Linked DNA regions of Homo sapiens: region 2 is linked to region 1. Evidence: chromatin loops called from intact Hi-C (ENCODE). Cell type or tissue: IMR-90. All regions are shown on one strand. Links, peaks and the distances in the headings refer to the core of each region. The heading gives the core; the rest is flanking DNA. Region 1 has its middle 25 kb from the start of LINC00644. Region 2 has its middle 42 kb from the start of SGPP1.

The links. Peaks named below come from ENCODE experiments on the same cell type or tissue, not always from the same donor. Only the 100,000 strongest peaks of a DNase experiment are listed, where the experiment ranks them.
Region 2: it touches region 1 in a loop (10-fold over the local background); 11 of 110 quality-filtered maps call a loop at or near these places.

The regions. Positions count from the first base shown.
Region 1 is chr14:62,158,912-62,171,004 of GRCh38, forward strand. No RefSeq gene overlaps it. Among named protein-coding and RNA genes, the nearest start is that of LINC00644, 25 kb to the left of the region's middle. In IMR-90, for the core only: a CTCF peak has its summit at 4,267; no DNase peak of the experiment used is centred there; H3K27me3 peaks cover 765 bases.
Region 2 is chr14:63,764,088-63,776,180 of GRCh38, forward strand. It overlaps a transcript of SYNE2 not described here. Among named protein-coding and RNA genes, the nearest start is that of SGPP1, 42 kb to the left of the region's middle. RefSeq lists an enhancer at 9,616-9,675. In IMR-90, for the core only: a CTCF peak has its summit at 6,305 (motif pointing left); a DNase peak (open chromatin) is centred at 6,294.

The sequences.
Region 1 (12,093 bases), core at 2,651-6,650:
CCAGCCCAAATCTGGTATAACTGTCTGTTTAGTTTATCAGTCTTGGCTATCAAGTCTCCTGACGTAACAAAACCACCCATGACAGCTGACCACATTGAATATCCAGATAAGGACTCGGGGAAAATTGAGCTGACTACTTTGATCATACCAGAACAGTTAAGATTAATCTCACTGGGAAATGCATGTAATCAATTTCTCATTTGTTCCTATAAATTAAAATGAACATAGTTTGTTTTCCCAGGGTCAAGATGATGGCATACATGCAAATTTGTATCCAGTTCTTTTCACTTAACATTACAACAAAAATTCTCCTGTCATTACTGGCTTTTGAAAAACATCCTTTGGTGTAAATATTTATTCAATTAGAGGGAAAATAATGTTATATTTTTGTTGGAAATTTAAATGATTTTAATTTTTTGGTATTACAGATAGTACTTTTATCAATATCATACATAAAGCCTTTTCAGTTTTCTCATGATAGGTTTATAAAAGTGGAATTTTAAAGTCAAATACATTTATAAGACTCTGGATAGATACTCTCAACTTATTCTTCAAAATGGTTACATTGTAGAATCTGAAAATGCTTACGTCACCACACTCGAGAAACACAATTACTGTCTCTCTCTATGAAAGATGGCATAATTAGTTGGCATTATTAAAGCATCATTGCAGTATGTTGATATGTGCATATGTGTGGCAGGAGTGTGTCTGTCTGTCTGTTCTTCCTGTCTGCTATTTATTCTGAATCTACAGTGGGAGTCTGGTGTACCCAACTTTTAAGTGTGACTGGCTTCGATTTATTTTGTGTCTTTTTTGTTTTCCTTCTTTACCACACAGCCTTCTTCATATTGTCCCTCTCATTAAGAATGACTGGGTTGTTCAGGGGATTGGCAACATTTTCTTTTCCATCTGAAAGTCAGGAAAGTGCATAATAATCACGTCCTAAGAGCAATACGGATAAAACCATTGCAGGCAGTGCACAATGTGTGGCAATAGCCAGGGTTCTCTGGTGAACTCTTTTAATATGTGTTCTAAGTTGATAGGACATTTCTTTAGGAAAACTTTTTTTAGTGGCTGAATCCTATGCTGTACTGGGCTTTACCTATCAATCTACACATTTTCAGTTGTTAGTGTCAGAAACACAACCCAAATAGGGAAAATATTGGCTCAAGGGACATAGAAGTTCTAGAATTATAGCTACTTTAAATGAAATGAATGGAGGCTTGGACCATCCCTTGGGTGCCAGTTTTCCTCTCTGCCAGCCTCCCTGGTTCTGCTCCTGCCTCTACTGTCTGCCCTCTTGCAATGGGGTTCCAACTGCACATTTTCTGTCTGTCTAGTGGGAAAAGAAAGATTCCTAATCTCTGATAGCTCAAACTGAGGGTTGGGAATTGTGTCCTTATTAGGTCTGATTGGCTTTCCTTGGGTCATAAACCCAACCCAGAACCGATTCCTAAACACAGATGAGCAAAACGAACTGACTGGCTTAGCTTTGGGTGTTGTGTCCTACCCTTGGACTTGGACTGTAAGTGCAGTGGAAGGGATCCCAGACAAAAATCAGGGGTTGTTGCAGAAGTGCATACTTGGAAACCATGTGTATTATAACTCTTATCGTTCTGCATTCTAAAGGCAAGTTTCCCCCAATAAACTATAAACCCCAGGATCACAGAGACAATGTTTGTTTCGTTCTTCAATGCCAAGCTACAAGCCTTGCTCTTAGTAAGCACTCAATACGTATTTGTTGAATAAATGAATAGGAGCAGCTGATTAGCATGTCTCAATTTAATATCCTGGTATTTTTGGTAACTATGAAATTGTGGCAGTGGTAGATGCTGTGATACTTAAAAATAGTCTTTACAAATTATTAAAATTTTAAAAATTTGTAAAAAGGCCTCCCTCCTGTTGCCATGTAAAAAGTTGGTAACTTCATGGTAACTTGATCTGTGTTGCAGTTTATAATTGCAGCCTTCACTCCCTTAGCAGTGTTTGTACTCAGGAAGCTCATCGTCAGTGACTTCTATCTTCTTCTCAGCTCTAGTAGTATACAACATCTAATCATGGTCAATTAATACTTGATGGCTTCCTTCAGGACTCTAGATGCTGAAATTACTGCTCAGAGCTGAGAGTGGCTTTCCCAACATGCAACATCCATAGACAAAGCAAATGTTAAGATCCCCGACAGGCTATATTGCAAGAATGGGAAATTGAACAATTCCATGGCCGGTAAAAAGAAGACTGGCAACCTTTATAATACAAAAGGGAATATGGAATGTGACTAAGTGTGGTGTTAAACATTAAAATGACACCATCAAGAAGGACAGAAAGCACCAATGATAAGAATAAAGGGGAACAAAAATTTGGGCAAAATTTGGAACAAAATAAAGGGGAACAAAATTTTTTTTTCTTCCCCCTCTCCTCTAGTGTTTGAGGCCTGATGTGATCCAGTCAATTCCTTTATCCACCTGGGTTGTCTTATTGACCTCTTTGATGTTTTCCCTGCTGGCACTGAGGATGTTGCTGTAGTGCTGGAAAGGGCTTACTTTCGTTAACCAGTTCCCTCCCAGTTAGAACGGCTGTCCTACCTACACGTTAAGTTCATGTCCCAGGAATTGCCGAGCACTAAACTTTCATTTGTATGCTGACTGATCAATATGTCTGACGTGAATATAAGAGAGAATGAAAATCTCCATTCCAGGTATTCAGTGGAATACAATGGTGGACAAGTTTTCAAAAAATTGGGGAGGAAAGATTTCCTTTGGACTTGGAAGGGGAGTAGAGGTCTATGCAGCCCAGAAAAGAGCAGGCAGGTATACAGTGCTTAGACGGTTGTGGGAGGCAGGACAGCAGCTTTTGGGAGCTTTGGCTATATAAAATATTTCCATTCCCTGAAACAGCTAGATCTGAAGAGGGTAAACCAAGCTGAAACAGGGCTCTTCTTTCCTAAACCAGAGGAGGCCTCCCTGCCTGTTGCCACTACCTAAGGTCCTGGGACTGCTTTGCCACAGCTGTGTGAGTATGTGTGTGTATGTATGTGTATGTGTGCATGTGTGTGCGTGTGTGTGTGCATGTGTGCACATGTGTGTGTGCCCCCACTGATGACTGAGATTGAATTCTCCCCACTGTGGTATTATTTTGGGTGCAGGTGAGTGCTTAGAGCTGCAGTGGAGTGGTTTGTCTTTATAAACTCTTTGTTATATTACTGTGTTTATTTCTGTTAGAAAAACACAATTCAATAATAACATGATGTTTATGGTGGAAAACCTAAAAAATATAGGGTAGAAAAAAGAAGAATATAGAAATGACTTTTTTTTTTTTTGAGATGGAGTTTCGCTCTTGTTGCCCAGGCTGGAGTACAAGGGCGCGATCTCAGCTCACTGCAACCTCCGCCTCCTGGGTTCAAGTGATTCTCCTGCCTCAGCCTCCCGAGTAGCTGGGATTACAGGCATGCACCACCACACCCGGCTAATTTTGTATTTTTAGTAGAGATAGGGTTTCTCCATGTTGGTCAGGCTGGTCTTGAACTCCCAACCTCAGGTGATCAGCCCGCCTCAGCCTCCCAAAGTGGCAGAAGTACAGGCGTGAGCCACCGCGCCCGGCCTAGAAATGACTTTTAATCCACCACTCAATCACTATCTGTATTTTGATATATATATTTCCCCTCCTCTTTCTCTTCTTTTTCTCTTTCCCTTCCTAAAGCAAAATGATAGTGGACATACTGGCCTTTTTTTTTTTTTTTTTTTTTGTAAAACCTGGCTTTTACACACACACACTCACACATGCACACACACACAATCACTTTATATATTTGTGGTGACAACTTTCTAAGTCATTAAATATTCTTCTACAATACTATTTTTGGTGATTATAAAATGTTACACAATCCATTCAACAAGTTCTCCATTGTTGAACATGATTATTAGTTCAGATTTTTGCCGTTACAAATATCTCTCTGATAAGAAATGTATAAATCTGTTTGTGCATCCATTAATTAATTTTGAATACATCCATCATTTCACAAACTTTAGAATTTACAGGTCTGTAATGTCTCATGCTTTCTAGTGGTTTGTTGATTCCAGTTTGGGAATAAATTTCATTGAATACATTCCTGAAAGGGGGCATTGCCAGCTCAAAAGGGACCCAAAATGGTAAAGTTTTCCACATTACTCCAGAGAACCACTTTCCAACGTGCAATTGTGTGATTCTAGGATTCTGTGGTCAGGTTCTCTTTCTGGGTGACTTGCTGCAGCACAAGCCATTCTACTCTAGATGGCGATGTTTCATTAGTTTAAAAGCCTGCTCTGCCGTGGAACAGATGCATAACAATCGTTTTCCCAATTACCTGTGGATCTACTAAAACTTAGAAGAGAGACAACAATGGGGATACAGTAGTCACATAACTTTCGTCTAAAAGGCATTATTTATTCAAGGCCAAGAATCAACGAGTCCTACCCTGGCGTTCGCCCTTTGTGACATTAATCTTAGGAAAGTGGTAACTATTTACAAGGGTGCAGGATGTTGCAGATCTTGAAGCTTGAAAAGATGAAAATAAACCCCCATAGATGAAGTTCTTGTCTTGTCCCTTACCCTTGCACACTTACTCTCAATTTCTCAGGTCAACCTGGCAGGGGGATACCCTCACTTTCCCTCCTCATCCCATGACTCTCCAGTGGATTTTCTATCCCTGGGTTCTTTCTGATTTGTGGGCATGGGAATATTCACTGTTCTGAGGACAGGTCTGGTGGTGTGTCCTGCAAACCTCTCACTCACCTCTCTTCCTGTACCCAGTCTCTCTCCTGCATAAACGGAACAGGATTTGAATCTGAACACAAAAGCTTCTGGATGAGTGGCCACCCTTCAGGCAGCCCAAAGCCTCCTTATAGCACTGAAGAAACACTTTTGAGAGACATAGGTAGGAATCTTGTCACTCTTTTGGGCTGATCACTATGAGAAAATTCTACAGAGACTTTGTTCACCTGGCAAACTACTGTGCATCTTTTAAGACTCAATTCAACTCACATGTCTCATCTTCTGCAGAGCACCTCTAAGTCCAGAGACAGTAGGTTTTTCCTTTGTGCTCTCAAACACATTCATTCATTCTTTTTTCAAAATTATTTATTGAGTGCTAACTATAGTTGGGGTATACTACAAGCAAGACAGACAGGGCTGCTGCTTTTTCATAGTTCAGAACCAAATGAAATGCCATTTAATTACCAAAAATATTTTTGACAAGAATCATGAAGAACAAGTACAGGTGTTTTAAATCCTTGTGGAATTTAAATACCTACAGAATTTAAAACAACGCAGGTTGGGAAGCCAAGAATGACCAGAAGTTAATGAGGTGACGGCAGAAGGGCAAGAGAGTCGGGCAGGAAGGAAAGCCATGCACACAGGGCCCCAGGAGGGAGGAATTGAGTACATGTGAGAAACAGGGTGGGCCCAGGACAGTCAGTGCCTAATGGAGAGAGGCATGAGATGAGGCTAGAGATAATCTCCCACAGCCTATAGGCTGTACTGTGGACTTTGCATTTATCTAAGAGCATTTGGGAAACTATGCAGAGGTTTAAAATAAGAACGTGATGGGATCCAATTTGAGTTAGATAAGCTCACTCTGGCAGATATGTGGAGAACAGTTCAGTGTACAGATGCTGGGAGACTAGTTGGGAAGCTATGCCACCTTCCAGGCATAAGGTTTTAGTGCTGGTGGAGATAAAAGGGATGGATTTGAGACATAAGTAGGAGGTAGAGGAGCCATGAGGTAGTAACTAGTTATATGAAGAGTGAAGGAGAGGGAATAATCAAGGATGGCACCCAAGTCTGTGGCCTCAGTAAGTAATTGAGTTTATTAAGACCATGGGCAACTGGAAGAGAAGCAGATATGGGTACAATTTCATGATGTCAGTTTTGGACAAGTAGCATGGAAAAGCCTGAGAAATATCCAAGTAGTATTGTCAAATATATAGATTTGGGGTCTGGAAGAAAGTCAGGTGGGAAAGTTGTCCTTAAAGTGTGATCCCTAGAGCAGCAGTGTCACCTGGGAACTTATTAGAAATGCACGTTTCTGATTCACTGGAATCAGAAGTGGGAGCACAGCCCAGCAATCTGAGTGTTAACAAGTTCCCCAGATGATTCTGATTCATGCTAAAGTTTGAGAACTACTAGCATATATCTCCAACATTTAGAAGCTGTGTAGAGGAGGATGCATAATCAAAGAATCCCAAGCAATGATGAGAGGTGTAGGAGGAAAGCTGAGGAAGTATAGAGTCACAGAAACCTAACGAGAGAGAGGTCAACTGTGTGGAGGGCTGCTGTGAGGTCAAATAAAATGAAGACTGACATGGGTCCACTGGCTTAACAGTTGGTGGTCATAGCTTCAGCAATTATGGGGGAACCGTGGGGCGAGCAGCCTGTTGAGTGTGCGTTAAGGAAGGAGAGGAAGATGGAGAAATGGGGTGCTACATTTCTCTTTGATAAACCTGTCTTAGAACAGGAAATGAAAGGTGGGTGGTAATTTGACAGAAAATGTGAAGTTGGACATTTTTTATAAAGAATGTATGCTTTCTAAGCAAATGTATAGAAAAGTGCACAAATCACAATTATGAGGCTCAACTTAGACAAGTTGGTGACCAAACTCAATCACAAAAATGGAGAGTGACAGGAGATGGTGTCCTTTGCCTGGAGCACAGCCCTCCTCTGCGTACAGCTACACCATTCCAAGCCTGCTGTCTACAGAATGTTGGAGAACACGGACAGGTGCATTAGATGACTCTTCTGCCTGTAGGATCCACTCAGCACCTGGTAATGCTGGCTGGTATTCACCTGAGCCCTTCACCTGAAACGTATCTATCTTTCCCCCGAGGAAGCATGTGAGACTCAGGATGGGAACCCTACATTTACCTCCAGGGTTAGATCCTAATCAGTTAAATTAATCATGGTAATATCATCTTCCTTGCCAACGATTGGCTCAGTGCCCAGGCCTTAGCCAATCAGGGCAATTTTCACTGGTACAGGCGTGGACAAGCAAAGTAAGTTGAACCAATTAGAATGAAGGATAATGCTTTTACTCCGTGATTTGGGTGAAAGACATTCACTACACCAGAGGAGACAAAGGAAGCACGTTGCTGTTATTGCTGTTCATGGCCTTCTTCCAACAGTAAGGGAAGCTAGTTTGAAGATAAACTGTACAAAGGAAAGTAAAACAAGAGAAGTGCAGCGAAATGGTGCCGGAGCCGTGATGCAGCTACAACCTAGAGTTCTCACAATCTCTTAATTTCCTGCTGTCGGCGATAAATGTGATCATTTTGGCCGATTTGGTTCAGTTTTTCTGTTCCGTGAAGCTGAAAGCATCCTGACACAGGTAGGTATCACTGTTTTCTCGAGTACATAGATGAGTAAAGTAAGACTTAATAGAGGTGAAGTCACTCACCAGCTGTACATTTGAACCCAGAACTTCTGATTTCTAAGCCCACAATCTTATCTGTTAGCCTTATGCCTCCAGCTAAGGCTGTGTGCCCTCTCTCTCATTCCTTAGAAAGATTTATTTCTCAGAAGGCTGCTTGCATCTCCATACAAGTAAACTTCTACTGGTCTGTGTTTATCAGGGACACAGCAGAAAACAGATGGCGTACTTGGGTAGGGTAATTAAAGAACACTTAATAAGGAGTCTTCTACAAAACTGTGGGCAGAGTTAAGGGAAACCAAAAAAGGCCAATGAAACTCTCCAGGGTTCACAATAGACAAGGTTCATTCCTACTCTTAAATCCAAAAGAGCAAAACAAGAGTGAGGAAGTGGGGGACAATTCAGGGAAACTGCAGAGAGCTATACCTCTGAACCTGGGAGAGGGTCACTTTTTAAAGTCAAGGTTTTCAGTGGAGCATTGCAGTCATGGCCCAACCTGTGAGAAGACAGTAAGGGAGCCTGGGCCATATGTATTTTGATCGCTTTATTCTCTCACCCTTCAGTCTCCTGTTGGTCTCCCTTGAGAAGCCAGTGGGCAAAGGGCTTGGATGATGGAGTCCATAGAGAAGGGAACAGAGCAGGAAGAAGAGTGGAGAATAGATATGGAAGATATCCAGCACAAAGGACCTCTCATTTCCACCAGTTTCCCTGACTTGCTCAATGTTGCAGATTGGTTAACCTGGGAAGTGGACTCTGAAAATGAGATTAGCTTGCAGAATATTTTATATGAAATGTCTTTGCTGTCAACCCCCATGAAAGGAAGGGAAGGAAGTAGGATTGGGCAGAGAGGATGAGATGCAACACGGTCCTCAAAAAGCTCTCAGCCAATCTCATGGGAAGCTCTTGGCCTGGGGTGGCCTTTCAGGGTTCTCCGGAGTTGGGGTGTAGGAATTTTATAGGCCTCAGTTGATCAATCATTGGATGTAGACTGTTTGCGTATTCAGGTATCATTGTCAACTCAGACTCTGTCAACAGTCCTTAACATGTTTCAATTTCCCTTTTTCAACTCCACGGTTTCCTAATCAATTGTATAGGTCTCTTTAAAAAGAGACTGGAGGAATCATTCCCAGCATGCTTGCCATGGTATTGCTGGGTTCTTCCTCCTGGAAACCTGACTTCTTTTTCCATCCATGGGTTCTGATTCTGAAACCTAGCTTAGGTCTAGAAGCTGAGAAAGGGATTGTGACTTTGCATTGAGATGGCAGCTTTCAGACTCCTGATTAACCACCTTGGATTTCTTTTGATTGTATAGCTTAAGTGCCCTTATTGCTTGCCCATCTACTTTGCCTCTAGCAAAGCTGTTTTCTATTAACCATCTCTATGGGTCATGCTCCCTTTTGCTGACACTCATTCCAATGCTTTCATCCATCCAGTCTCCTGGTTAAGTCCTGATACATGGCCTTGCTTGTTTCAAGGACCTAAATTTCCCACTGTCAGTAGTGAGCTCATTTCTACATCTGCCTTGGCCTATGTAGGAGAGCCACCACAAACAACTTTAGTAATGCTGTTGCCCCTCTCACTAGACACTCATTACTGTTTTAGTAAATGGCAGATCCTCCAGCCCACTTGTGAAATCTGGTGAATTTTCTGGCCTTTCATAGTATATTTTGACATATTCGTTTCTTGAGTCTTTCAATCCCTTCTTCCATTGTCTGGTAGTAATTCTTGGATTTCTCATTTAGTATGAGTCAGCCTAGCAGTATGTTTTCATCATTTCCAAGGGTCCTTGCCGGAGCATTAAAGGCTGTATTATAAGAAACTACTCTTATATCAAACTGTTATTCAAATTTGTTTTACCCACCTTGATCTGGGACACCCAGATTCCTACTTACATCTTTCTGGGTAGAAGTGTACCATACAGTTACTTTAGGATTAAAGTACCTCTCCTTTTAGCATGTTCCAAACCGAGTTATGTTGTGACTTAACCATATTTATTTGTCAAGTGACCAGGAAGGAAAGTGAGGGCAAATCCTGAGGGGGCATGTGTTCTTTTGTGTGGGTGCGATCTGTGAATGATCCTCAAGCAAAAAGAGTGCTAGCCCTTAACTGGGAAAATTGGGCCAATTCTGCAGGCTTAGAGAGTTTACGGAAGTCTGATGGTTCAAGACTTGAATCCATTAACTTAGATGTCCCCATACCGTATGTCAGCTTCCTATTCTTTTCAAATCAGGACCCTGACTGTGGCACAGCTGATCTTCCTTGGTTGGGAGTTTAATCTTCTATAAAACCTGACTGTTCCTTGGTGGGATTCACAACTTTTCCTGCCCTACTGCTGAGGAGACAAGAACCTCTTTATTTGTTACCATGGAAGTACTCACTCTTTTTATATTTAGCTTTTAATTGCCAATGTATCCATCTCAACTTTTTGTTATTTTTTTTAGAGCTTCAGCAGGTGGCAGTAGCTACCCTATTTCACTGTCCTCATGGTTGCTCTTTCTGCATTTTCCCTCAAAATCCAACCAATGCATTCCCTTCCACTGGAAAAGTGTCAACAATTATCCTATTATCTTGTGCCAGGAGATATGTGTGCTGCCTCTAGCATCAGACATGGGGTAGATGGCACATTGCCAGCAGGTGGGCAGGCAATCCGCATGAAAATTCTTATCTTAACGTTTGTTTTATCACTCCTAAGGACAATGGCTGCGGATTGGGTTCCCTGGGAAGCCAACTTTAAGACAGAGAAAGGCATGCAGGAGCTTATTAGAGGATGTTTTTGGTAATGCTCTTAGGGTCAATTCTTGAGGATAGTAAGGAAGCAGGAGGGGAAGTTGCATCCCAATACAGAGCCAATAGAGATCTCTACTGATGCCATAGACTGCTCTGAAGTTGACATGCCCCTTGTCCTAAGTTGTAGTGAGGAGATTGGGCCTTTATGTCTCTGAGTTTATCAGTCTTTGGGTATGGGATGCCCTGGAAGGTGGTCTGATGTTAGGTGAAACACTTTTTTTTTGTTTTTAAGCTAATTCAAATCTCCAGAGAGGGTTGATAGCAGCACTCCCAGCAGCTCAGGAAGCAAGTCTTTCATTCTTGAAAGAGGATCTGGAGATCTGGATGGCCCAGTAGAGCATACTCCACGTCCAAATACATCTAAATTTTTAGGGTGAGCAAGCTTAAGTTGGGATGAAAATGAATGACCTGGGAATGTGAGCAACATAAGTGCAGTGGTTTTTGTCTGTTTTGTGCATTGCTCTTGTCCTAGCACCTAGAACAGTGCCTGACATATAGCATTGGCTCCAGAAATGTTTGTTGAACAAATGCTCGTCACTCTCAGATTCATAGATTCTGACATGGTATGTAGTGTCTTCCTACCTCTTTGGTCAGAACTATTTCTTTTGCACACATGTTTCTATTGCCATAGTCTGTGATTCAAGTTCAATTCTCTGTATATTGAGGTTAGTGAATTAATATTTACCAACTGATGTTAAAATGGAAAACAATGTAATGTTTTTCCTGTTTTTTGAGACTTACATGGATGATTGTGTCATCATAGTGTTATTCCTGACTCAATTTTTTTCTTGAAAATTACTGTGTGTCATATAATTCATTTGTATGCATTTGGCTGAGAGTTTTTTTTTTTTAGAGATGATGATGCAGCCACAATGGGAAAAAAAAATTTAACTTTTGTCTTGGCCTTAAAATATCTGACCTCTTCAGAAATGTTTTGGGCAAGCCAAATACTAACACTCATCTAAAGAGAAGATGAATATGCAAATTGACATAGAACATTGTCAAACTAACAAGAAAATGTAGTAAAAAGTGAAAATCCCTCAGGAAGCAACATTTAAAAAAATCCTTTTACATTTATTATACTTTAAGTTCTGGGATACGTGTGCAGAATGTGCAGATTTGTTACATAGGTATACATGTGCCATGGTGGTTTACTGCACCCATCAACCCGTCATCTAGATTTTAAGCCCTGCATGCATATAGGTATTTGTCCTAATGCTCTCCTTCCCCTTGCCCCCCACCGCCCTGACAGGCCCCCCGTGTGTGATGTTCCCCTCCCTCTGTCTATGTGTTCTCATTGTTCAACTCCCACTCAAGAGTGACACCAGAATTGCAGTCAATTTGTTCCATTAAAAAATCCTACCTATTTATAATCTGGCAAAAAAAATCCTTTTACAAATATGTCATGTAGTGAAAATGACACCTACCTATTCTCCTATTTTTCTTGTTTATACTATGAATAGCTACTGTAGATAGAAGTATACATATGTATGTGAATCTACATTGTATAAAAATAGTTTATGGACTATGAGTTATTGTTATGACAATTTACAGATTTTTAGATTTAAATTCTTTTGGAAAATCACCAGATAATTTCATATTACTCATCTTGTACACTCACATGCACATCCTGTAGAGCTAAATGTCTTAATGGATAGCAAAATTCATAAATATCACAGTATAACTATAGAATACACCTTCCAATAATTTAATAATAGAGTAGCATCTGATATTTATGAAGTGCTGCTTATGTGCCAGACATGGTGCTGAATATCTGTGTCATCATCCTACATGACGCTCACAGGCATCCCATCCTGACTCCAAAACCCATATTCCCAGCTTCTACCTGTGTTCCCTTCCAATGATGCATTTGCTTGTCTTGAGAGCTGTTTTTCACTGCCTCATGTATT
Region 2 (12,093 bases), core at 4,764-8,763, 1.6 Mb after region 1:
GCATCAGTCCAGGAGAATTAAAATTTGGGGGCTAGCTGTTAGGCATAAGTAGAAAATATGACTTAATCTGGGAATGTCTGGTCACAGATAAAACTGACATACATGTGAGTCTACAGACTGGATTAATGACATATACCTGAAAGCTTAGAAGAGTGTTTTGCAAAGAGCCCCACTGTTTGTATCCGTGAAAGTCCAGTCAGAAACATAGAAGCCACTGTTTGAAAGAGAGAAACTAGTTCAGGGAATTGTTTACACGAGGGATGAACAGCTGAGGCTAAGAAGTTCAAAGTGGACAGTGAGGGCCAGCTGCAATGGCTCACGCCTATAATCCCAGCACTTTGAGAGGCCATAGCGGGAGGACTGCTTGGGCCCAGGAGTTCGAGACCAGGCTGGGCAACATAGTGGGACCACCCCCTGCCCCCCGCCCCCGCCTCCATCTCTTAAAAAAAAAAATCTGTTCTTTTGACTCTTTTTTTTTTTTTTTTGATTTATTTTACTTTAAGTTCTAGGATACATGTGCAGAACGTACAGGTTTGTTACATAGGTATACATGTGCCATGGTGGTTTGCTGTACCCATCAACCTGTCATCTAGGTTTTAAGCACTGCATGCCTTAGGTATTTGTCCTAATGCTCTCCTTCCCTTTGTGCCCCACCCCACAACAGGCCCCAGTGTGTGATGTTCCCCTCCCTATGTCCAAAAAATTTAAAAATTAGCTGGGCGTGGTGGCGCACACCTGTGGCCCCAGCTACTTGGGAGGCTGAGGTGGGCAGACTGCTTGAGCTGGAGAGGTCGAGGTTACAGTGAGCTGTGATTGTGTCACTGCATTCCGGAGTGGGCAACAGAGTAAGACCTTGTCTCAAAACAAAACAAAACAAAGTGGACAGTGAAGCAACTCAGAGTTAACATCAGCAGAAAGCCACAACCACCCCTACGTGTCATCATCCTCAGGAGCTACAGCCAGGGGGTCAAGGAGGAGCAGGAGCCCCTGAGGAAGGGGCTGTTCTAAGGGTACGGGAGAGAGGGGGAGAAATCCCACCTTTCCTCTTCCTTCCATCCTCTAACTTTTCACCATGACTAAGCCCAGGGGTAGGTCAAGGGCAAGGGAGTTTGGGGAAAATAGTTTCTTGTGATAAAGAGCAGAGTAGCAGAAGGGCAAGGGATGGATCTGAAAACAAGTAGCTAGAGAAGAGGCATATACACTATTCCATCTTTTTTGCTTTTTGCTAAGATTTCTCAAATTCATACTCATATGCGATAGACTTGTTTTTTGTTTTTTGTTTTGAGATGGAGCCTCACTCTGTCACCCAGGCTGGAGTGCAGTGGTGCGATCTCGGCTCACTGCAAGCTCCGCCTCCTGGGTTCACACCATTCTCCCACCTCAGCCTCCCGAGTAGCTGAGACTACAGGTGCCCGCCACCATGCCCGGCTAATTTTGTTTTTGTATTTTTTAGTAGAGACAGGGTTTCACTGTGTTAACCAGGATGGTCTCGATCTCCTGACCTCATGATCCGCCTGCCTCGGCCTCCCAGAGTGCTGGGATTACAGGTGTGAGCCACCACACCCAGCCCATATGTCATCGACTTTTAAAAAACAACAAGAAATATGAAACTCTAGTAATAATGGTTGAGTTAAGACTAATGAAAAGACAGAATTTGAAAAATAATGTCTTCTGACCATATCTGGACTTACATAGGATTGCTGCGAAACATTAAGTTTCATTTTGCATCTTCAATAAATAATCTATTTTGTAAAAAAATTATATCTGCCCTGGCCAGGTGTGTTGGTGCACGCCTGTAGTCCCAGCTACTCAAGAGGCTAAGGCAGGAGGATTGCTTGAGCCAAGAGATTGAGGCTGCAGTGAACCATGATTGTGCCACTGCACTGCCACCTGGGTGACAGAGCAAGACCCTGTCTCAATAAATAAGTAAACATATATATCTGCCATTGGTACCACCTAACTACTCTTGCATGGATAAAAATCTCTTGAGTGGATTTTTTTTTTTTTTTTTAAGAGAGTCTTGCTCTGTCACCCAGACTGGAGTGCAGTGGCATGATCTCGGCTCACTGCAACCTCCGCCTCCTGGGCTCAGGCAATTCTCCTGCCTCAGCCTCCCGAGTAGTTGGGATTACAGGTTCCTGCTATCACACCTGGCTAATTTTTTGTATTTTTAGTGGAGACAGGGTTTCACCATGTTGGCCAGGCTGGTCTTGAACCCCTGACCTCAAGTGATCCGCCCGCCTCAGCATCCCAAAGTGCTGGGATTGCAGGCATGAGCCACTGCTCCCAGCCAATAGTGGAATTCTTTTTCCAGGAGTATGTATAATGCTAAATGTTGAATACTTGTTTGCCTGAAAGTAAAGCATCATCCCTGTGATACTAAAAAAAGCTCCTGGAACAGCTGGTGTCACCTGGGGAGCAGTTTCTTTGTTGTTGTGTGGTTAAGTATTGTACCATATACAGTTATCCAGTGGCAGGGAGCTGTGCAATGTGACAAGACTCCAGAAGTGCAGGTTTAGCAGTGGCAAAGAGCTCCATTAATTATTCTTCTAGGTGTACTGTTCTCCAGACAGGAAGGAAATTCTGGGACAACGTTGTTTAAACTTTTCAGTCTGTAGACCACTTCAGGGGAAGAAAAGAAAACCTTGTATTTCACCTCTCCCACTCACTCCCCTTCCCTCTAAAGAAAACCTCTCTGGGGAGAGAGGGACAAAAGGCCTTAGATCTCCTTCTTTGTTAGCGGAATCACTTAATGATACTGGAAGCCAGTGAATGACGTTGGGATTGAAGGTAGGTAGTACAGAGGAGACAGGGATGAGTAAAACACCAGAGGAAACAAGATGCAATGGGCAGAAGTTGGTGAGTCCATGATTAGAAAGTTATCATAAAATTTAGAGTCTAAATTAAATACACCATATCAAGCAGAGTCAATAAAATAAAAAATAAAAATAAGAAAATAAATTAAATATGCCAAAATGGCAGGGGCGTTTTGTTCAGCCTGCACAATCTTTTATTTTTTTTATCTTTTTTTTTTTTTGAGATGGAGTCTGGCTCTGTCGCCCAGGCTGGAGTGCAGTGGCGCAATCTCGGCTCACTGCAATCTCCACCTCCCAGTTCAAGCAATTCTCCTGCCTTAGCCTCCCAAGTAGCTGGGATTTCAGGCGCCAGCCAACACGCCCAGTTAATTTTTGTATTTTTTTTTAGTAGGGATGGGGTTTCACCATGTTGTCTAGGCTGGTCTTGAACTCCTGACCTCAAGTAATCCGCCCACGTCTGCCTCCCAAAGTGCTGGGATTACAGGCATGAGCCACTGTGACCGGCCAATTTTTTATTTTTTAAATTTTTCTTAGTTTTTTAAAATTGTGCATGTATCTCATCTTATGCAAAATCATTTAAATTAAGTTATTTGACATTAAAAATAGAGAATTTCATATAAAAATCGAAATTCTAGCTTCTCTTATAGATTGGGATGCCGTGGCCACACTGGGCCCTGATTCCTACATGGCAGTCACTTGAACCCTCTCTGGTCCACCATGTCCCAGCCTTACCTGGTTCAGTCATGTATGTTACTTGCCTGGCCCCTGTGTGCAAGTAATCCTTTTTCCTTTCTTCTGCCTGCATTCTAAATTGCCTAAGCGTTTGCACTATCACCCTCATATTCTATCTTTTTGTATTGAATCAGCTTCTGTAGTGATTAGTGTCCATTTGTTAAGCCACTATTTGAATTAATAAAAACTCATCTCAGAAATTGCAATGAATATCCCCCATGATACATCATTTCACATTTTTTTGTGAAAGGAGGGATATATGAAAGCCATTGTGTAAGCTGGGCACAGTAGCTCACGCCTGTAATCCCAGCACTTTGGGAAGTCAAGGTGGGCAGATTGCTTGAGCGCAGGAGTTCAGGACCAGCCTAGGCAGCATGGTGAAACCCCGTCTTAACAAAAAATACAAAAAATCAGCTGGGCTTTGGTGGCACCTCTGTAGTCCCAGCTACTTGGGAGGCTGAGGTGGGATCGCTTGAGCCTAGGAGGTCGAGACTGCAGTAGCCATGATCATGCCACTGCAATCCAGCCTGGGTGATGAAGTGAGACCATGTCTCAAAAAAAAAAAAATTGTATGATTACACACGCAAACACATCTCTGCCTACAACTGAAAGAATTTGAGTTGACTTGAAGTAAAATTAAATTATAACAACAAAACAAGTGACAAACCACCCCACAATTAAAGGCAAAAATCCAGTAAAAAACGTCAGTTAGCTGAGATTAAGCCTTCATGTTGTAAACCTCCTTTGGGTCATTCCCTTTTTTAGTACTTACCCAGTTAAAACTTGTTTGATGCCTTAAACCCCTGCTAGACTATAAACTCTTAATGGCAGGGACTTTGTCAATCTTATATATTACCATATTCCAAAGTGCATAGCATAGAGCCTCATTAGTTCAATAAATAGATGAAAATGTATCAGGAAACTTTTTTGCTCAGTTGCTGCTAAAGAAAATCTATAGCAATCAAACATAAAATTGTTTTTCAAACTCTTAGCAGCCAGGACAAAGAAAGAAGCAGCCAAAGGTCTTGGCCTGTAGCCTGTCCGTATTGTAGGATTAGCCCCTGTCCCAGAAACAGTGTGGATAAAACAAACAAACAAACTAAACCTCCAGCTAAGAAAGTTGCTCTGGATTCCTATTTGTTGGTGCCTTGAGGAGCAAGGTACAAGGTGCATATCACTAGTCTGGCTTCCAGGACAAGACTGTGATCACTTGGAGATCACAGTCATAGAGGAACTGGTTTTCAGACAGGCACCTAGATGATGAAGAACAAAACACAAGACATATTAATTGCAATGAGGATTTAGGAGGTGGCAGAATCCTATTACTAGGTCTAGCCAATAAGATTAGAAGAGGACAGGTTGAGCATGGTGGCTTACACCTTTAAGCCCAGCACTTTGGAAAGCCAGGGCAAGAGGATGGCTTGAGCCCAGGAGTTTGAGACCAGCCTGGGCAATACAGTGAGACCTCATCTCTAAAAAAATGTTTTAAAAAAGATTAGAATAAAACAAGCTTAACTTGTAGGAAGTAACCAGAGCGATGAAGTAAACTTCCACTTTCAGAATTGGTTCCAGCATCTAGAGATAGGTCAAGACTGTAGTGCCTGGGGAACAATCTAAGAATAGAGAATCAGGAAGGCCATTAAATATTACAGGGGTAGGCCAGGCATGTTGGCTCATGCCTGTAATCCCAGCACTTTGGGAGGCCAAGGCAGGCAAATTGCTTGAGCTCAGGAGTTCAAGACTCACCTGGAGACCAGGCACAGTGGCTCACGCCTGTAATCCCGCACTTTGGGAGGCCGAGACAGGCAGATCATGAGGTCAGGAGATCGAGACCATCTTGGCTAACATGGTGAAACCCCGTCTCTACTAAAAATACAAAAAAATTAGCTGGGCGTGGTGGCGGGCGCCGGTAGTCCCAGCTACTTCGGGAGGCTGAGACAGGTGAATGGCGTGAACCCGGGAGGTGGAGTTTGCAGTGAGTCGAGATCGCGCCACTGCACTCCAGCCTGGGCAACAGAGCGAGACTCCATCTCAAAAAAAAAAAAAAAGACTCACCTGGGCAACAAGGTGAAACCCTGTCTCTAAAAAAAAAAAAAAAGAAAGAAAAAGAAAAATCAGCTGAGTGTGGTGGCATGCACCTGTGGTCCCAGTTACTCAGGAGGCTGAGGCGGGAGGATCACTTAAGCCCAGGAGGTGGAGGTTGCAGTGAGCCAAGATTGTGTCACTGCACTCTAGCCTGGGCAACAGAGCCAGATCCTGTCTCAAAAAAAAATTCTAGGGGCAACATATATATATATTTGAGATGGTCTTGCTCTGTTGTCCTGACTGGAGTGCAGTGGCACAATCACAGCTCACTGCAGCCTTGACCTCCGCGGACAAGCAATCCTCCTGCCTCAGCCTCCCAAGTAGCTGGGACCACAGGTGTGCCATCATGCCTGGCTAATTATTTTTTATTTTTATCTTTTGTAGAGACAGTGTCTTATCATGTTGCCCAGGCTTATGTATAATATTGAACTAGTTATTTCATCTCATGATGTCTTATTGTACATAGTCATATGGAAAAACAAAATTAAAATAATGAAATACCGGGGGAAAGATGTGACATACTGCAAAAATACATTAAAACTCCAAGATCTTGATGTAAGCAATAGTGAAAAATACCCATAAAAATGTTAAGTAAAGCTAAACTCCCCTATCCTGTGTGGACTTGAATGCTACTATGCCACATTCATCGACCTCTTTGGGCTCCCTCTGGTGGCACATTAGTCCTCAGTGATAACTGAGTATTTTGGAGAATTTCTTGTAAATTCCTGTGGATGAAAGCTTCATTGAATAGTTTTTTAGCTAACCAGTCATAAATATTCAAATAAGTATAAAATGATGGCTGGGCACAGTGGCTTATGTCTGTAATCCCAGCACTTTGGGAGGCTAAAGCAGGAGGATCACTTGAGCCAGGGAGTTTGGGACCAGCCTGGACAACATAGTGAGACACTGTTTTTACCGAAATAAAGAAAAGGGGTGGCACATACCTGTGGTCCCAGCTATTCAGGAGGCTGAGCTGGGAGGATCATTTGAGCTCAGGAGATTGAGCCTGCAGTGAGCTGTGATTGTGCCACTGCACTCCAGCCTGGGTGACAGAGCAAGATCCCATATCCACTGTGTGAGCCACTGTGCCCAACCAAACATTTTTCAATAAAAAAAAATTTTAAATTCATCAACCCTGGCTTACAGAAGTCAATTTAAAAAAAAATTGAGAGACAGGGTCTCACTATATTGCCCAGGTTGGTCTTCATCTCCTGGCCTCAAGTGTTCCTCCTGCCTGGGCCTCCAAAAATGCTGGGATTCCAGGGATAAGTCATCATGCCCGACCTAAAATCAGTCAATTTTTGATGTTGGTGAGGAAATAGAGTCACAGAAACCCTTATACACTCTTTTTTTTTTTTTTTTTTTTTGAGACGGAGTCTCGCTCTGTGGCCCAGGCGGGAGCGCAGTGGCGCAATCTCGGCTCACTGCAAGCTCCGCCTCCCGGGTTCACGCCATTCTCCTGCCTCAGCCTCCCGAGTAGCTGGGACTACAGGCGCCCACCATCACGCCCGGCTATTTTTTTTGTATTTTTAGTAGAGACGGGGTTTCACCGTGTTAGCCAGGATGGTCTCGATCTCTTGACCTCGTGATCCGCCCGCCTCGGCCTCCCAAAGTGCTGGGATTACAAGCGTGAGCCACCGCGCCCGGCCCCTTATACACTCTTGATGTGACTGAAATTTTGCTAATGACTTTGGATAAAAATTTGGTATTGTCTTAAAAATTGAAAATGTCATTTCTAATCCAGCAATTTCACTCCTATGTATTTACCTTAGAGAAACTTTGGCACAAACACCAACAAACATATGTGGGAATTTCTTGGCTAAAGTGTTCATAATAGCAAAACCTGGAAACGTCATAGAAGGATAAAACTGTAGTGTATTAAAAACACTAAACACAGGCCGGGCATGGTGGCTTACGCCTGTAATCCCAGTATTTTGGGAGGCTGAGGTGGGTGGATCACCTGAGGTCAGGAGTTCGAGACCAGCTGGCCAACAGGGTGAAACCCTGTCTCTACTAAAAAAATAACGAAAATTAGCTGGGTGTGTGTGTGCCTGTAATTCCAGCTATTCAGGGGGCTGAGGCATGAGAATCACTTGAACCCAAGAGGCGGAGGTTGCAGTGAACCGAGATCACGTCACTGCACTTCAGCCTGGGCGATAGAGTGAGACTCTGTCTCAAAAAGCAAAAACAAAAACAAAAACTAAAATTGAAACACTATACAGCAGTGAAAATGGGTAAACCATAGCGGTAGGCATGAATATGGATGAGAACCTCAAAAATGCTAAATGGGGAAAAAACTATCACAGAAAAATATATAGAGCATGATTCCATTATGTAAAGGTCAAAGACAGGCTGGGTGTGGTGGCTCATGCCTGTAATCCCAGCACTTTGGGAGGCCAAGATGCATGCATCCCTTGAGCCCAGGCATTTGAGACCAAGTGTGGGCAGCATGGTGAAACCCTGTCTCTACAAAAAATACAAAAATTAGCAGGGTGTGGTGGTGTGCACCTGTGGTACCAGCTACTTGGGGGGCTGAGGTGGGAGGATTGCTTGAGGCCAGGAGGTTGAGGCTGCAGTGAGCTGTGGTCATGCCACTGTACTCCAGCCTGGGCGGCAGAATGAGACTCCATCTCAAAAACAAAAAAACAAACAAACAAAAAACCTCAGCAAACAGTACTTCTTTTCTCCATCAAGCTACCTATTAGCAATACATCTTTTACTTTTAAGAAATCTAAGCTATAGGTCAGGCGCGGTGACTCACACCTGTAATCCCAGCATTTTGGGAGGCAAAGGTGGATGGATTACTTGAGCAGGAGTTTGAGACCAGCCTGGCCAACACGGTGAAACCCCATCTCCACCAAAAATTACAAAATTTAGCTGAGTGCGGTGGTGTGCACCTATAATCCCAGCTATTCGGGAGGCTGAGGCAGGAGAATCACTTGAACCCGGGAGACAGAGGTTTCAGGGAGCCGAGACCATTCCACTGTACTCTAGCCTGGGCGGCAGAGCAAGATTCTGTCTCAAAAACAGAACAGAACAAAACAAAAATCTAAGCTACATTACTTTTTTTTTTGGAGATGGAGTTTTGCCCTTGTTGCCCAAGCCATAGTGAAATGAAGCCATCTCGACTCACTGCAACCTCCACCTCCCAGGTTCAAGTGATCCTCCTGCCTCAGCCTCCCGAGTAGCTTGGATTACAGGTGCACACCACCACACCTGGCTAATTTTTTGTATTTTTAGTAAAATGGGGTTTCACCATTTTAGCCAGGCTGGTCTCGAACTCCTGACCTCAGATGATCTGCACGCCTCGGCCTCCGAAAGTGCTGGGATTACAGGCATGAGCCACTGCGCCCAGCCTATATTACATTTTAAAAGAAGTTATTTGCCATTTTATTGTTGTTTATTATTCATATAATAAATTTTACTGTTTAAACTCCATTTTGTTATTATAAATTTATTTAAATGCTATTTATTTTATTGCTTAAAAAAATTTTTTTTGGACAGGGTCTCACTCTGTCACCCAGGCTGGAATGCAGTGGCTCAATCACGGCTCACTGCAGTCTCAACCACCCGGGCTCAAACAATCCTCCCACCTCAGGCCCCTAAGTAGCTGGTACCACGGGTGCACACGACCATGCCCTGAGAATTTTTGTATATTTTGTAGAGACAGGGGTCTTCCCATGTTGCCCAGGCTGGTCTCAAACTCCTGGGCTCAAGCAATCCACCCGCCTCACCCTTCTAAAGTGCTGGGATTACAGGTGTGAGCCACTGCTCCTGGCTAATACGCTACATTTTTTAAAGCCTATTTTTAAAATAAGTTTTTTCTTTGTTTGTTTTTACTTTTTTAGAGATGGGGGTCTCACTATGCTGCCCGTGCTAGAATATAGTGATTATTTACAAGTGCAATCATACCATGCTATAGACTGAAACTCCTCGGTTCAAACAATCTTCCTGTCTCAGCCTCCTGAGTAACTGGGACTACAGGCATGCACCAACATGCCCAGCAAAAAGAAGCTATGTTTAATATGGTTATTATGAGCAAGACTGTCATGTCTAAAGCAACAGACTTCAGTTTTACATGAAAAGTGCAGATACCAATGCATTTGCCTCTGATGATCTGTGATTATCCTTCTGATAGAATAATCTCTTGTTTGAGCTAAGCACATCTTGTTTGAAATACGATTATATATTTAGCAATCCTGACCTCTCATAGGACTTTTACACCTATAATAAAATTATTAATGCTTTGCATTTGTAAGGCATTTCATGGATTTTCAAGTGTCACTAGAAGACGTTTCCCTCATTGTACAGTTCAGAAAACTGAAGACAAGAGGCTGGGTGCGGTGGCTCATGCCTGTAATCCTGGCACTTTGGGAGGCTGAGGCGGGCAGATCACGAGGTCAGGAGATCGAGACCAGCCTGGCCAACATGGTAAAATCCCATCTCTACTAAAAATACAAAAAATTGGGCAGGCGCAGTGGCTCACGCCTGTAATCCCAGCACTTTGGGAGGCTGAGGCGGGCAGATCACCTGAGCTCAGGAGTTTGAGAGCAGCCTGGCCAACATGGTGAAACCCCATGTCTACTAAAGATAGAAAAATTAGCCAGATGTAGTTGTGGGCGACTGTAATCCCAGATACTTGGGAGGCTGTGGCAAGAGAATTGCTTGAACCCGGGAGGTGGAGGCTGCAGTGAGCCGAGATCGAGCCATTGCACTCCAGCCTGGGTAACAGAGTGAGACTCCGTCTCAAAAAAAAAAAAAAAAAAGAAAAAAAGAAACAAAAAAAGAAAACTGAAGACAAGAGAGAAGTTTTTTTCTTTTTTTTCTTTTTTGAGACAGGGTCTCGCTCTGTCACCCAGGATGTAGTGCAGTGGTGTGATCACGGCTCACTGCAGCCCCCATGTCCCAGGATCAAGCAATCCTCCTGCCTCAGCCTCCCAGGTAGATGGGACTACAGATGTGCATTACTACACTTGGCTAAAGAGAGGTTTTAATAAATAAAATAGCTATAATTTGGTAGGTAGAATTTAAATTATTGTATTAATAATTGTCTTCATATGCTATAACAAAATGCCATAAATTGCATGGCTTAAACAACAGTTTAAGCCATTTAATGAAATGCAAGGCAGCATGTTAGGCACTGACAGAATTACAGCATTAATAATATGACATGATCTGTGTCTCCAAGAAGCTTACAATGTAGGAAGGGCAATCTGCCAGTATTTTAATTTAATTTTATTTATTTATTTATTTACTTTATTATTTATCATTTTGAGATGGAGTTTCACTCTTGCCGCCCAAGCTGGAGTGCAATGGCATGATCTTGGCTCTCTGCAACCTCCACCTCTTGGGTTCAAGTGATTCTCCTGCCTCAACCTCCCAAGTAGCTGGGATTACAGGTGCCCACCACCATGCCCAGCTAATTTTGTATTTTTAGTAGAGATGGGGTTTCGCCATGTTGGTCTGGCTGGACTCAAACTCCTGACCTTGGGTGATCCACCACCTCGGCCTCCCAAAGTGCTGGGTTTACAGACATGAGCCACCACTCTTGGCCTTTATTTACTTATTTTTTGAGATGGAGTCTCACTCTGTTGCCCAGGCTGGAATGCAGTGGTGTGATCTCGGCTCACTGCAACCCCTGCCTCCCAGTTTCAAGTGATTCTCCTCCCTCAGCCTCCAAAAGTATCTGGGATTACAGGTGCCTGCCACAGTGCCCAGCTAATTTTTGTATTTTTAGTAGAGACTGGGTTTTGCCATGTTGGCCAGGCTGGTCTTGAGCTCCTGACTTCAGGTGATCTACCTGCCTCGGCCTCCCAAAGTGTTGGGATTACAGGCGTGAGCCACTATGCCAGACCTATTTTATTTATTACTATTTTTTGAGACAGGGTCTCACTCTGTTATGCAGGCTGGAATGTAGTGATGTTACCACGGCTCACTGCAGCCTCAACCTCCTTGCCTCAAGTGATCCTCCCGCCTCAGCCTCCAAAAGTAGCTGGGACTACAGGTGCGTGCCACCGCCCCTGGCTAATTTTGTTTGTTTGTTTGTTTGTTTGTTTTGTAGACATGGGGTCCCACTATGTTGCCTTGGCTGATCTGCCAGTATTTTAGGGGAGATATAGTAATAGCTTTTGTTAATGGGCTAAAAAAACTAGGCTTCTTCTCAGTTAACACATTAAAAAGAGCCCCTAGTACTTTTCCTTTACCATTAGACGCATACAGAGTGCATTTGGTAAATTAGTAAGCACACCAAGGGAGAGGCAACACACTGACCTATATCAATGTATTGTTTTTCATTTAAATAGCATCTTAATTCACTGGAGACTTTAAATGAATGTTTATTAGAATATTTACACCTATTGATTACCATGGTAGCAGATGATTAGTGAGTTCGATGCCACAATTAAAATGAAAATTCCTACTGCTCTGATGAACAGGAATGTCCAGATGATGGCAAGTCTGA